Regions from separate parts of the Homo sapiens genome. Here region 1 is linked to region 2. The links are chromatin contacts, found by Hi-C or POLR2A ChIA-PET in ENCODE. All regions are on one chromosome and are shown on one strand. Each heading gives the region's core, a stretch centred on a gene start or an enhancer-like site at or near the end of the contact. The rest is flanking DNA. Distances are from core to core; before and after follow the strand shown. Region 1 overlaps DUS4L-BCAP29 (DUS4L-BCAP29 readthrough). Region 2 holds the start of BCAP29 (B cell receptor associated protein 29).

Region 1 (5,756 bases), core at 1,582-4,081, 34 kb before region 2:
GGACTGTTTTCTAATATTTATTTAGTGCCTATAACAGGGAGGGGACCAGATGGGGAAATCCAAAAGGATTTAAAAGATGCAAATTGGGATCTATTTACAGTAAAGAAATCAGCGTTTCCCTCTTTAACCTTTGTTTCCTTAATATTTTAATGATCTTTCGTTTTATGATTGTTCCAATGAAAATATGTCAACTGTGTAAAATTCAGGAAGCTAGTTCCAAAGAACCTTAGCATATAATTCAATATCTAAGATTAGTTTGACAACAGAAGTAAATTCATGAGGACAATTTGATAGAGCTTTTTACCATAGAGGATCTGTAACTATCTTTTGCTTCTCAAGCAGGGCTCAGACGAACATTAAAGCACAAGAGTTAAAGAAAAGGGTTCTTGGCTGGGCACGGTGGCTCGAGCCTATAATCCCAGCACTTTGGAAGGCCCAGGTGGGCGGATCGCTTGAGGTCAGGAGTTCGAGACCAGCCTGGCCAACATGGTGAAACCCTGTCTCTACTAAAAATACCCAACTTAGCTGCGCATGGTGGCATGTGCTTGTAGTCCCAGTCACTCAGAAGGCTGAGGCACAAGAATCGATTAAATTGGGGAGGTGGAGGTTGCAGCGAGCTGAGATTGTGCCACTGAACTCCAGTCTTGGTGACAGAGTGAGACACTGTCTCAAAAAACAAACAAACAAACAAAATGGGGCTCTTAATGATATCTAAATCTGAGAATCTTATACAGGGTCTCATATTGGACAACGGTGGGGGATGGGTAGGTGAAGGAAAAAAATGTAACCAGTCAGGACATAATAAATAGCATTCTTGATTATAAATATATAAAGTGCTTTCTTATACAGGATCTGGTTTAATTTTCATAAGGTATTACAACCTTTATTTAAGTAGTAAAGTACCTGAGGAGCATAGATGTCAAATGAGTCACCTGTGGGTTACAGAAGTGGTAAACTATGGAGCTGAGATTTTGTTTTCCTTCCAACAGAGATATTATGGGAAATTGGTTTTACAGGTGATGAAAAAGTACACACACCAAACAGGGTGGTAAGGCACCTCTGGGATTATCAATAGCAGAAAAGCCACCACCACTTCTTGGGCTGGAGGGATGAGGGTTATGGAGCCCAGGTGCGAAGGCCAGTATGTAGAAGCTGCCCAGTGGGACCTAGAGGGAAGGAACTGGAGTCATAAAGGAGAAGGCCTCTATAGCAGAAAGAGTAGAAGAAATCCCTGGCTTTCCCCTTCCTCCTGCCTTCAGTCTTCTAGTGCCTGCCACTGGCTAAACCTGCCCAGACTGAGTCAGACAGCAAGGGAGCCTTGGAAACGGGCCTCCCAGAGATACAGAGTAAAGCAGTGGTGAGAGGAGAATGGATCCAAGAACACAATCCAATGATCAGCAAAGGCCAAAGAACATAGTGGTTAATGATGGAGGTTCTGGAGAAAGATTCTCTGACTTTGAATGCTATCACTTTCTAGTTACTTTCGATAAATTATATAACATCTCTGGGTCTCAGTTTCCTCATTCACAAAATAGGGATATTAAAATACTTTCAATTATTGAGCTGTCATGGAGAGTAAACAAAACAACATATACGAAGCCCTTAGCCAAGTGCTTAGTCCAGAGCATACTCTCAACAAATGACATCTATTAAATATTTCAAAAACTGGATACAAGCAGAAATTAGATCAAGTCCTGAAGTGCTATCAAACAAGGCCCTACTCTCGGCATGGTGTCTGGCATAATCTGGGATGGGGTCTTTTCCACAGAAACAGGTATGACAACTATTATAACAACTATTTTCTTGGGAAGGAATCACTTTTTTTTTTTCTGAGATGGAGTCTCGCTCTGTCACCCAGGCTGGAGTGCAAAAGCGCGATCTCGGCTCACTGCAACCTCTGCCTCCCAGGTTCAAGTGATTCTCCTGCCTCAGCCTCCCGAGTAGCTGGGATTACAGGCACTTGCCACCATGCCCGGCTAATTTTTTGTATTTTTAGTAGAGACAGGGTTTCACCTTGTTAGCCAGGATGGTCTTGATCTCCCATGATCCGCCCGCCTCAGCCTTCCAAAGTGCTGGGATTAAAGAAAGGTGTGAGCCACCACGCTCAGCCAGGAATCACTCTTAAAAGCTTTCTACTTCCTTTACCAAGAATGCAGCAGCTCCAGGCTGACTGTGGCTTTTCTGTGGGGAGGAAATGGGTTGAGGAAATCTCACTGTTATATATATTCTTCAGAATTAAGAGAACCAATGGCTGTTACCACAATGGAGACATTCAACAATGGAGACATTCAACAATGGAGACATTCAACAATGGACACTGGCCATAAGAAACTGAAGGCATACTTCTGGTTTTCCTTTCTCCATTCAAAGATCTAAGCATGTCTGACATCATGGCAAAGTCCACTAATGTCGATACTCAACCTGGCTGAGTAAACCCTAATCTCACAAATAGGGGGAAAATGTTGTATTTCTAGGCAAGAGGTCTCTGAAGTGACTTCTTCACTTTCCAAGGTGGACCTTGAAAGATACCACGAATAATTATCATGCCCCAATGAGGTCAGCAATTTTAGGGTCTCTATTTTTGAGACGGGGAAGGGGTGGTCTTGCTGACAATCTACCTATCTGCTCCAGGCCATGTGAACTGAGCCCTCAGTGTCCTGGGATTGGAGCATACAGGGTATTCACCCTTCTCTGGCTACCTTGTCTTTTGCTATTGTCAAAGTAGGCTAGTTAAACCAAACATGCAAACCAACTGGGAATATCAGATTACAAATATGTGCTTTGGGTTACTTAATTACTGGCTCTAAACCAAGGCCAAAGTGGTTGGTTGAGAATAAGTCATTCTTTCAGCAAAATTCCTACAGAGGAAGTAATACAGATGATGATGATAATACCTATCATTTCTTGAGTGTTTACTGTCAGCTAGGCATAGTGCTAAAAAACCTACACATTTTATTTAGTTCTCTTAACAATCCAGTGAGCCAGGCATCATTATTGTTTCAATTTTTATAGATGAAAGAAGTGAGCCCCAAAGGGATGCTATAACCTGCCTAAGATAAAAAACCTAGCATGCAGCCAGGTATAGGTAGGTATTCCAAGTAGGTCTGACTACAAAGTCTATGAGTATAGTGTATGCTTGCCTTGTGCCAGGAACAGTGCTGAGTCTTGGAGATACCATGACCATTAAGATGCAGGGAAATGTGTACAGTGAAATAAAAAGCTATTATTTGTAAAAAGCCCTGACTGAAAGCCACAAAGGCTGCCAAATTTTGAAGACAAGCCCAACCAGTCTGTCTTGGGAGAAACTGGGAGGGAAGGCCAGGGCTGTCTCTGGAATGGTCTCTTCCCCAATTGATCAGAGTGTGTCTGAGAAATCAATTCAGGTTACTGGCTGGCAGCAGAAGGGAGGGAGGAAAGACAAGCCTAACAGGGATGACCATTTCTTTTATTGAATTAGAGAGAAAGAGAAAGAAAACCTATGGCCCAGATCTGACTTTGTGGCTTTAACAATGAAACATTTTTTTCCCATTTCCATCTTTCAAATCAACATTTGGAGGTAAATGATAAATTTGAATGCTAAAGTCTTGTCCTAATATGTCTAAAACACTGAGACAAGAGTAGTGTGATGTGGAACTTGAAATTTTGGCCTCATTTTGGCATGAATATGGCAAACATCCCAAAGAGCAAAACTCACCTTTTCTAGAACCAGTCTGTTTTCCAATGCTGCCATTTTTGTGGCTTCTTTTGCTTAAAAATTCACCAAAACTGGAATGCTGTAAGTATGCAAGTCAGCAATTCCTTAAAATTATCTTGTATTTTCCTGCAATGTCCTAATCTTTACCCTCTAGGTAAAAATCTGGCTTCTTTAAATCGTTTAACAAAGCCAGGATTAAGTACATCATCTTGATTAGTTAAGGACAAATAACCCAAATAATTTACTTAGGTAATTACTATTTCAAAACATTTAGGTGCATAAAGTGCATGTCACACCCACCTGAAGTTCAGAGTGTTCTTTCAGGAGTTGATCATATTCTTTCGAAAGTCTCTCTGACTGCATCTTCATTTCCATCACATCATTTTGTGCCTTAGAAAGGGCTAGAAAATATCGAATAGTTTTATTTTTATTTCAGAATAATTTCAAATTTATAGAAAAGTTACAAGGCTTAAATAGAGAACTCCTGTATAGTCTTTACTCAAATCCACTGTTAACATTGTGCTACATTTGTTATCATATTCTCTCTCTTCACACACACTATTATTTTCTTGACTCATTTGAGAATAAGGTGCAGGCATCGTGCCCCTCTACTCTTCAATACATTTCTGTGAATGTATTTCCCAGAAACAAAATATTATCTAACATAACCATAGTATAGTCACCAAATTTAGGAAACTTAATATGAATACAATACTTTAAATCTAATTTATCATCCATATGCCAGTTTTTGGAACTGTCTTAATCATGTCCTTTAAGCATTTTCTCCACTGCTAGTCCAGGATACAGTGCAAGATCACATATTGCATTTAGTTATCATATCTCTTTAATTTCTTTTAATCTGGAATAATTCCCTACCATTATCACAGCCCTCTTCTCCCCATCTTTCATGATACTGACATTTTAAAGAATACAGGCCACTTTTTAGATAGAATGTTCTTTCACTTTGTTTTTGTCTGATGTTTCCTCATGAATAAATTCAGGTCATGCATCCACTTACATATGAATATAAGTGATATTAAATGCTTCTCAGGGCATCCAGAGGCCCATTACATCCAAAGTTCCTCTGTCCCTCACTGGTTTTTCCATTTTATACTTACAATTTTAACCTTTGTAACTAAAGCAGCAATATATAGGAAGACAATTTAGTCTATGCAAACATCCTGCTCCTCAAGATAATGGCACACAAGAATTACTATATATTGACCTTTACCTACCAAGGAGCTACAAGTCATATGTCAGCAGATTCAGGGCCTTAGATAGAAGTAAAATAAATATATATATATATATATATATATATATATATATATATATATATATATAAAACAATACATTGTGAAGAAGGTGCTAATGAGCAAAATATGTAGAAGAGCTGTACAAAATGGGGTAGAAAAATTAGAGTTGTCATACTTGAAACTTTTATCTCATATAGTGCTTTCAGAAATCATTTTTCCAAACTCTGGGAATCCTGAAGTAGCTCTATATCATATGTAGCCTTCAGAAGTTCTACATTTGGAAGTATTTTAGGGTAGGAGTTTAAGGGAAAAAAGTAGAATTTATAAATTTAAAAGCTACTTTTCTGGCACAATGAAATAAAATTATAGGTTCCAGTTATAAACAATCTTTTCTCTTGAGAAGTCATCATATAGGCATTTTTATATAAATATATAAGCCATTATCAACTAAAGTGCTTTTTGTATCAGTACTTTCTAGACAGTATTGTCAAATGTTCTACATAGTTCTACATCTGCGTTGTCAATACGGTAGTCACTACTTAGATGTGGCTATTGTGAACTTTAAATGTGGCTAGTTTAAGTGAGGACCTATATTTTCAATTTAAGTTCAATTAAATTTAAACAGCCACATGTGAGCTAGTGGCTAGCCATATTGGGCAGCACAGCTCTATAATTTCCTCCATGTTCCTTCTATAGCTGCATAATTCTAAATAAGGTATTAAAGACTGATTTTGACAAATTTAATGTGATGTCACTTGCTAAAGGTATGAGTCAGGTATGGAAGACACTTTTGGGGATGGTTAGATTTC
Region 2 (6,575 bases), core at 127-2,626:
GAACAAATATCTTGCAATATTTTTATTACATGTGTATTTCCCCATTCATACTATCAAATTTCTGGATCTAAAATTAAACGACTAAAAAGTAGATTACTGCAAGGGTAAAATGAACCACTGCTTGGCTTGAAACACTGTACTTGGTTCTTCAAGACCTTAGAAGTTCCGTCACTAACGAACTAATGCTAATACATGGTTGTGATACTTTTCACATTCAGCACTTTTAATATACATTCATTAATTTTATGTGAAATCAAAAGTAGTAAAATTGTCATTAATGAAACTAACGGTTACAAAGGCGAAAACTAAGAATAATTTATTGGCTTTGGTTTCTAAATTGCTGTTCCAGTGCCTCAGTGAAACACTTTTACACCCATGCTGTACTGTAAACATGATTTATCCACTTATATTTATTTAGTTCATGGCTCCAATTCAGGGCAATAAAACAAAGGTAAAACCTGAGACAAGGCAGGGCAGGTGTTAAAAGTATAATCGTTGCTTTATTATATCTGTAATCAACAGAATCAAAAGTATAGGCGCCTTTTCTTTTAGAAGGGAAGAAAAAGTTATTTCACTTGTACACGTAACAGAGTTTTATATAAAATGTTATTTTAATATTGTCATTATATACTACCTAATTCGTTAGGTGAGTTTATTTTCAAAGACTTTCGAAACTTTTTAATGTTCAGAAAACTTTTTCCATTTTACATTAAGAGCGATCCAATATTTATTAGTTAACGATTTGAAGGTTTCCTACCTCTGAGGAGGAATAAAAGGTAGGCAGAAGATTAAAATGAGTCCTATTTCGGCATAAAGAAAGGTTGCCACTGCAGCCCATTGGAGTGTCATTTTTTTCTTCACACCTAAATGGAAAAACACTTATTTTCTCTTGCTTCCTTTCAAACAAAACCGGGTTCAAGGCCCCGAGGCGCAGCGTTTTTGTCCAGGGGATGGACAGTGTTCCACCTTCCCCCACCTGGGAAGGCAAGCACGGACCCCGGTCAGGAAGGGGAAAAGGGTGGCCCGGGAAGCGGGTGTCGCCACCTCCCTGGGAGTCGTGGGAACTGGCGAGGCGGCTCGCTGGCCACTGCCTTTTCCGCCAGCTTCGCGGCGACAGAAGCCCAACGCCTCCCTCCACCAACGCCCGGCTTCCCGGCCCTCCCGCTCCCAGAAGGCGCCGCGGGCCCTCGACCACCGCGCCGCGGACCGGGCCGGGCCGGGTCGGGCCAGGCCAGCTCCGCGGGGTTCTCCAGACCAGGCAGCGGCGCTCTCCCTCCGCGGCCTACGCCCCACGGGTCCCCGGGTCGCAGAAGCCCTTACCCGCCGGCAGCCCGCCTGGCTCCCTGCGCTGCTCCGCGGCCGCCGACGCGCGGGACGTCAGACGCCGCGGCTGGGCGGGGGAGGGGAGCCAGGGCCCCACCCCGCCTCACGCCCCGCAGGCTCCCGCCCGCGGGTCCGTCCCGGCTGAGGTCACAGGCGGCGCGACCACGTTTATTGGCAACAGTTGTTTTCTAATTGGCGGCAGGTCAGAGAATGAGTTAGACTTTTGACCTGATGCTTGGAGGTCGGAGCGCAACTTCTTCAGGAGGACAGACTTTCCACTGCTAAGTGCGGCCCCGGCGGGAGGGTGCCGGGGTCCAGGTCTAAGGAGCGGCGCCGGGCGGCGGGGCTGGATTGGGTGGTGCAAATTCAGCGAACGCGCTTAAGACGCACTCCTTTCCGGTCACCTACTCTCTCTTCATGGTGGGAACTGTTTGTGTCCAGAATTAAGCTATATTTAATAAAGGGCCAGGATGAGGTGGTCGTGCAGCATTTTGTTCTGGAGAACCTAGGATCAACTGTATGTCACAACATATTCCGTAGGCGTTCCCGTTCCCGTCCATGGGCTGGGAAGAGACAGTAAACTTTACCGTGATGTTTGGGGACTGGTACGAAAGGTGGGTATGGGGATATTCTTTCACTATTTTCCAGCTTTTCAAACTGTGCGTGTACATTTAAGTTGTTGAGTTTTTTCAATATTGACAACGTATCAGGAATTTAATAAAAGTACTATCCTGGTAACAATTATTTGGGGAATAGTAAATAAATGTTGAAAATTGATAATTATAGAATATAAAACATTCAAAAACACATTTAAGTTGGTGCTTTTTCTTAATTTATCACTAATATTCTGGATCACATGTAACAGAAAAAATAGAAAAATAGACTTTGAACATAAATTAACCATAAGGAAGATTTTTTTTTTTTTTTTGAGATGGAGTCTCCCAATGTCGCCCAGGCTGGATTGTGGTGGTGCGATCTCGGCTCACTGTAGCCTCTGCCTCCCAGGTTCAAGTGATTCTCTGGCCCCAGTCTCCAGAGTGGCTGGGATTACAGGCGCCTGCCACCATGCCTAGCTAATTGTTGTATTTTTAGCAGAGACAGGGTTTCACCATGTTGGCCAGGCTGGTCTCGAACTCCTGGACTCAAGTGATCTGCCTGCCTTGGCCTCCCAAACTGTTGGGATTACAGGTGTGAGCCACCGCGCCTAGCCAGGAAGTTACTTTTTTTTTTTTTTTTTTGAGACAGAGTCTTGCTCTGTTGCCCAGGCAGGAGTGCAGTGGCGCAATCTCAGCTCACTGCAAGCTCCACCTCCCAGGTTCACACCATTCTCCTGCCTCAGCCTCCTGAGTAGCTGGGACTATAGGCGCCCGCCACCACGCCCAGCTAATTTTTGTATTTTTAGTAGAGACGGGGTTTCACCGTGTTATCCAGGATGGTCTTGATCTCCTGACCTCGTGATCTGCCCGTCTTGGCCTCCCAAAGTGCTGGGATCACAGGCGTGAGCCACCGCGCCCGGCCAGGAAGTTACTTTTAATCAAAAGTGTTAGAACTTCTTGCCCATCCACGCTGGTTCCTTCCAAACACCGAGCACATTACTCTAGTGATGATGCTGTGCTCACAACACTAGGGTAATTCAATTCAGAGTTCTGACCATACCTCCCTATTTTGTACAGTATTCATAGAAAATGAAACAGCGAGTTATCTTTAAAAAAAAAAATGCATTAACTGAAAAGTGAAAACAGAATGTACTGAGAAAAAAGATGGCACCACAGTGCTTATGTTAAAATGGATTCATTCAATATTCCCAAACGTGAATTAAACAGTTTTACATAATTGTTTCCTTATAACAGTTTTCATGTTGGCAAAACAAAATAATACTTTAATTATGAACGGTTTTATTTCAGTCTGAGATACTTAATTCTTGCAGTGCATGCCCACCGATAACAAAATCTATTAATAACACTCCAAAACCATGGGACTTTAAAGTTACAATCAACGGCTGAGAGGCACAAAAGTAATTAGGTTTTAAAGTTAAAAACAAAACCTGGTTACTATTCTCTAGGAAATATTTCAAATATATAATCATCTCCAGGTTGGACACCAAATTTCCTATACTTAAGATATGGTAGATTGCAATTAATTTTATCTTTTTAGGTAGGAGATTATTAAGCTTTCAATCTTTGGAGGACCTAGAAGTTTTGAAATGTACCAAATTTAATGTCATTAACCAAATGGAATTTTTAATATAAGTTCTGAGTGCAATTCTATTCAGAATTTCCTGTTCTTTTTCATTTTGGATGGATGTTGGTATTTGTTCCACCACTTTTTTGCACCTGCATACTTCTTGTTAATTTATAGATACTATAAGCCATAATTTCTTAGTATTAAATTTTATTTTAAAATGTTAAAAACATGATTAGGAAAAAATTCCCACTCTACCCATCCCCCCAATATCTATAGAACAGGATTCAGAGCAGTATTTGTCAATGTTTGCCTAGGATGATCAGGATGTTTGAACCACTGGGAGTTTTCTTTAAACTGTGTATTTCTGGGTCTACTCCAGATCTACCTAATCAGAATCTCTGAGGGTGGTGTCTACAACTGATTTTTAAAAAACGCTCCCAGGAATTGTTTTTATACTAAAATTTGAGAGCTACTGGTTTAAGGTACAAAATATGACCTTCTGTGGTTTCACTGTGGGTCTAAAAGTATATATTAAAATTATTTGGGAAGTCTAGTCAAATGCCATAATGGTCTGTAAGGTAATCTATGATTGCTGATGTGCTTGACAGAGCATTAAATACCCTTTTTTCCTGCCTTGAAGTTATCTTTTCCATCATGTACATTAAATGTTGATGGAAACACATGTAAGGAGTCCCGAGTTCAAGAGCAATGTCAACCCAGTCCCAGATGCATTTCAGTGGGGTTTCCTCATATCCAGCAAACATGGCCGGGTTTGCTAAGAGTCCTCTTGCAACCATCACACCTACAAATTAAAGCACACCATATTTGTCCATACATTAAGAACCCCTGGTTATTAGTTCAAGCTCAATGAAGCAAACAGTATATTTTTAAAAAGTATTATCACAAGGTTTTGTAATGTCTTTATTGCATTAATATGTTTAATCCGATTACAAAAGAATTAATTTTGGTACCTTTTGTAAACCAGGAAAGTTTAAATGTACGTACAGAAATCTTTATTTTTTAAAGATTTCTACATTAAACCATTAGTCTTTAGTTTTTCTTTAGGGTAAATCTGGATTGTCATAAATTGGGCTGCTTAAAGTTCAGTTTATCTATATTCTCCCATCTAGCAATTATAGGGCTTGGCATGCCAATAATTTAAGGGAATAATGAAACTGCATAGCAGTTCTGGGATTCCTTTAGCTCTTATCATTCTCGAGTTCACTTACTCTTATTTCTAGGTGCTTTATTTTACTAGTAGGCTATCTGGAAAATTCTTCACTGGTCACTAGATATGATGGTGTCAGAAAAGTAACTGAATTAATTTATCCCAGTTAAGATAATCCATGTTTTTCTAGGTAGAAAACTTAACATCATTTTAATAAATCGCTTAGCTTAAAACAGTACAATGGGAAAATATGGCTTAATGTTAAACAAAACAAATGAAAATCAAATTAACATTACTTCCCCACTCTCATTTCTTCCCCCCCCAATTAAAAGAACCCAAGTACTTATTTCTTACCATCTGTCCCAGTAATCCGCCACACATTTTCTGCTTCCTTTAAGCTTCTGATGTCTCCATTAGCAATTACAGGTATAGACATATTTTCCTTAATTATTTTAATGGAATCATAGTGCACTGGCTGATGTCTTTCTTCAGCAGTTCTTCCATGGACTGTAATCCATGAAACTCCTGTTGCTTCAGCCTTTTGACAAAGATCTACAGTTCTTTTAAGGTCATCATGGATCCTACAATTTCAAAATTACATTTATCTGTTCACAGCACACAAATCTTAATGCTAACATTAACTGACTAAAATGGTATTTCATCTACCAAATTAGTTAGCTTTGCTATATCATATTATTACTCTATGTCATTATCAGCAAGGTTTTCTTCAGGGAGCAGTTCCTACACAAGACCTCAAATTTAGCTATTTCACTATTGACAACAAAGGACAAAAAACAAGTTTTATCTTAGACCTAGTGCTTCTATGTTTTGGCTTTGATAAATGAAAGACCCATGAAAGTACTGTCACAGATGAATTTAAACCTTAATATTTGCTGTGCATGCCCCCATCCCCCAGTGGGAGAATATAATACTTTATCTTGAAATATGTTTTCAGGCTGGGCACCGTGGCTCACTCCTGTAATCCCAGCACATTGAGAGGCTGAGGCAGGTGGATCACTTGAGGCCAGGAGCTCAGGACTGGCCTGGCCAACGTGGCGAAACCTCGTTTCTACTAAAAAATACAAAAATTAGCGAGGTGTGGTGACACACACCTGTAATCCCAACTACTTGAGAGGCTGAGGCATGAGAATTGCTTGAACCTGGGAGGCAGGGGTTGCAGTGAGCCAAGATTGTGCCACTGCACTCCAGCCTGGGCAACAGAGTGAGACTCTGTCTCAAAAAAAGAAATATGTTTTCAACCTGTCACGGAAAAACTGATTCCTGGTTTATTTTCTTTTCATTGTGAAATTTTAGTGCAAATATTTTTCCTATTTTCTACACTTGGCACCAGTAATGTTTCTTAACATTAAATACTACATAGCTAAAGTTGAAAGTTTGGTGAAACTTAAAGGGAGGCTTTAACTTTTGTTAAAAGTACAAAGAGGAAGTTTTTCAGGACTATAAATGAAAATTATGGTATATATTCTTTTACTAAATGTCTTATTTTCAACATTTCCATACACCAGCTACCAATTTATTTAGGATAGATACTCCCAACAGCATCAGACAAAAGCAATAATCTTTCATTTCCTAAGTAATGGATTATCCTATCAATAGATTGAAATATTGTCTTTACCTTATTTTAATAGAAACTGAAAATCCAGGGGTTTCCACTTGATTTCTTACTTGTTTCACCATGTCTTGAACAAGCTCTGGCTTGTTTATTAAGCAAGCCCCATAACCTTCTGCCATTGCCCACCTTTGTAAAGCAAACACATGAACAAGTGAATTATAAATAACTGGAAGAGAAGACAAAATTCTGAAAGCACTGAAATGTAAGTGCATCCATTTCTCTAGTGATCTGGAAGAGAAGCAGATATAAAAAATTCATAGATTCAAC

The links. A loop is a pair of places that touch in the nucleus more often than their neighbours do. ChIA-PET counts read pairs that join two places held with the same protein, here RNA polymerase II (POLR2A). Pooled maps may share reads with other maps.
Region 1: a loop to region 2 is called in a pooled map, with 4 times the contacts of the local background. The contact joins the enhancer-like site here to the promoter of BCAP29 in region 2. A Hi-C loop is called at or near these places in 2 of 168 maps with a recorded cell type or tissue (PC-9 and breast epithelium), 1 of 37 single-sample maps with no recorded cell type and 5 of 50 pooled maps. POLR2A ChIA-PET finds 5 or more read pairs at or near these places in 7 of 52 experiments (BJ, K562, MCF 10A and 4 more).

The regions. Positions count from the first base shown.
Region 1 is chr7:107,611,671-107,617,426 of GRCh38, reverse strand. DUS4L-BCAP29 (DUS4L-BCAP29 readthrough) reads right to left here. Exons shown (of 13, transcript NR_163941.2): 12 at 3,995-4,095. It overlaps BCAP29 (B cell receptor associated protein 29), which reads right to left. Exons shown (of 8, transcript NM_018844.4): 7 at 3,995-4,095. Among named protein-coding and RNA genes, the nearest start is that of BCAP29, 34 kb to the right of the region's middle. Within about 2 kb of position 2,831, at least 2 of the 41 ENCODE cell types and tissues checked have a DNase peak (open chromatin) inside an H3K27ac peak, as active enhancers do; they include PC-9, where a contact is called at or near this core.
Region 2 is chr7:107,575,047-107,581,621 of GRCh38, reverse strand. It overlaps BCAP29 (B cell receptor associated protein 29), which reads right to left and starts at 1,376. Exons shown (of 8, transcript NM_018844.4): 1 at 1,321-1,376; 2 at 758-863. The coding sequence starts at 849. DUS4L-BCAP29 (DUS4L-BCAP29 readthrough) reads right to left here. Exons shown (of 13, transcript NR_163941.2): 5 at 6,312-6,434; 6 at 5,030-5,256; 7 at 758-863. It overlaps DUS4L (dihydrouridine synthase 4 like), which reads right to left. Exons shown (of 8, transcript NM_181581.3): 6 at 6,312-6,434; 7 at 5,030-5,256; 8 at 3,099-4,309. The coding sequence ends at 4,062. RefSeq lists an enhancer at 869-938 and a silencer at 1,029-1,518.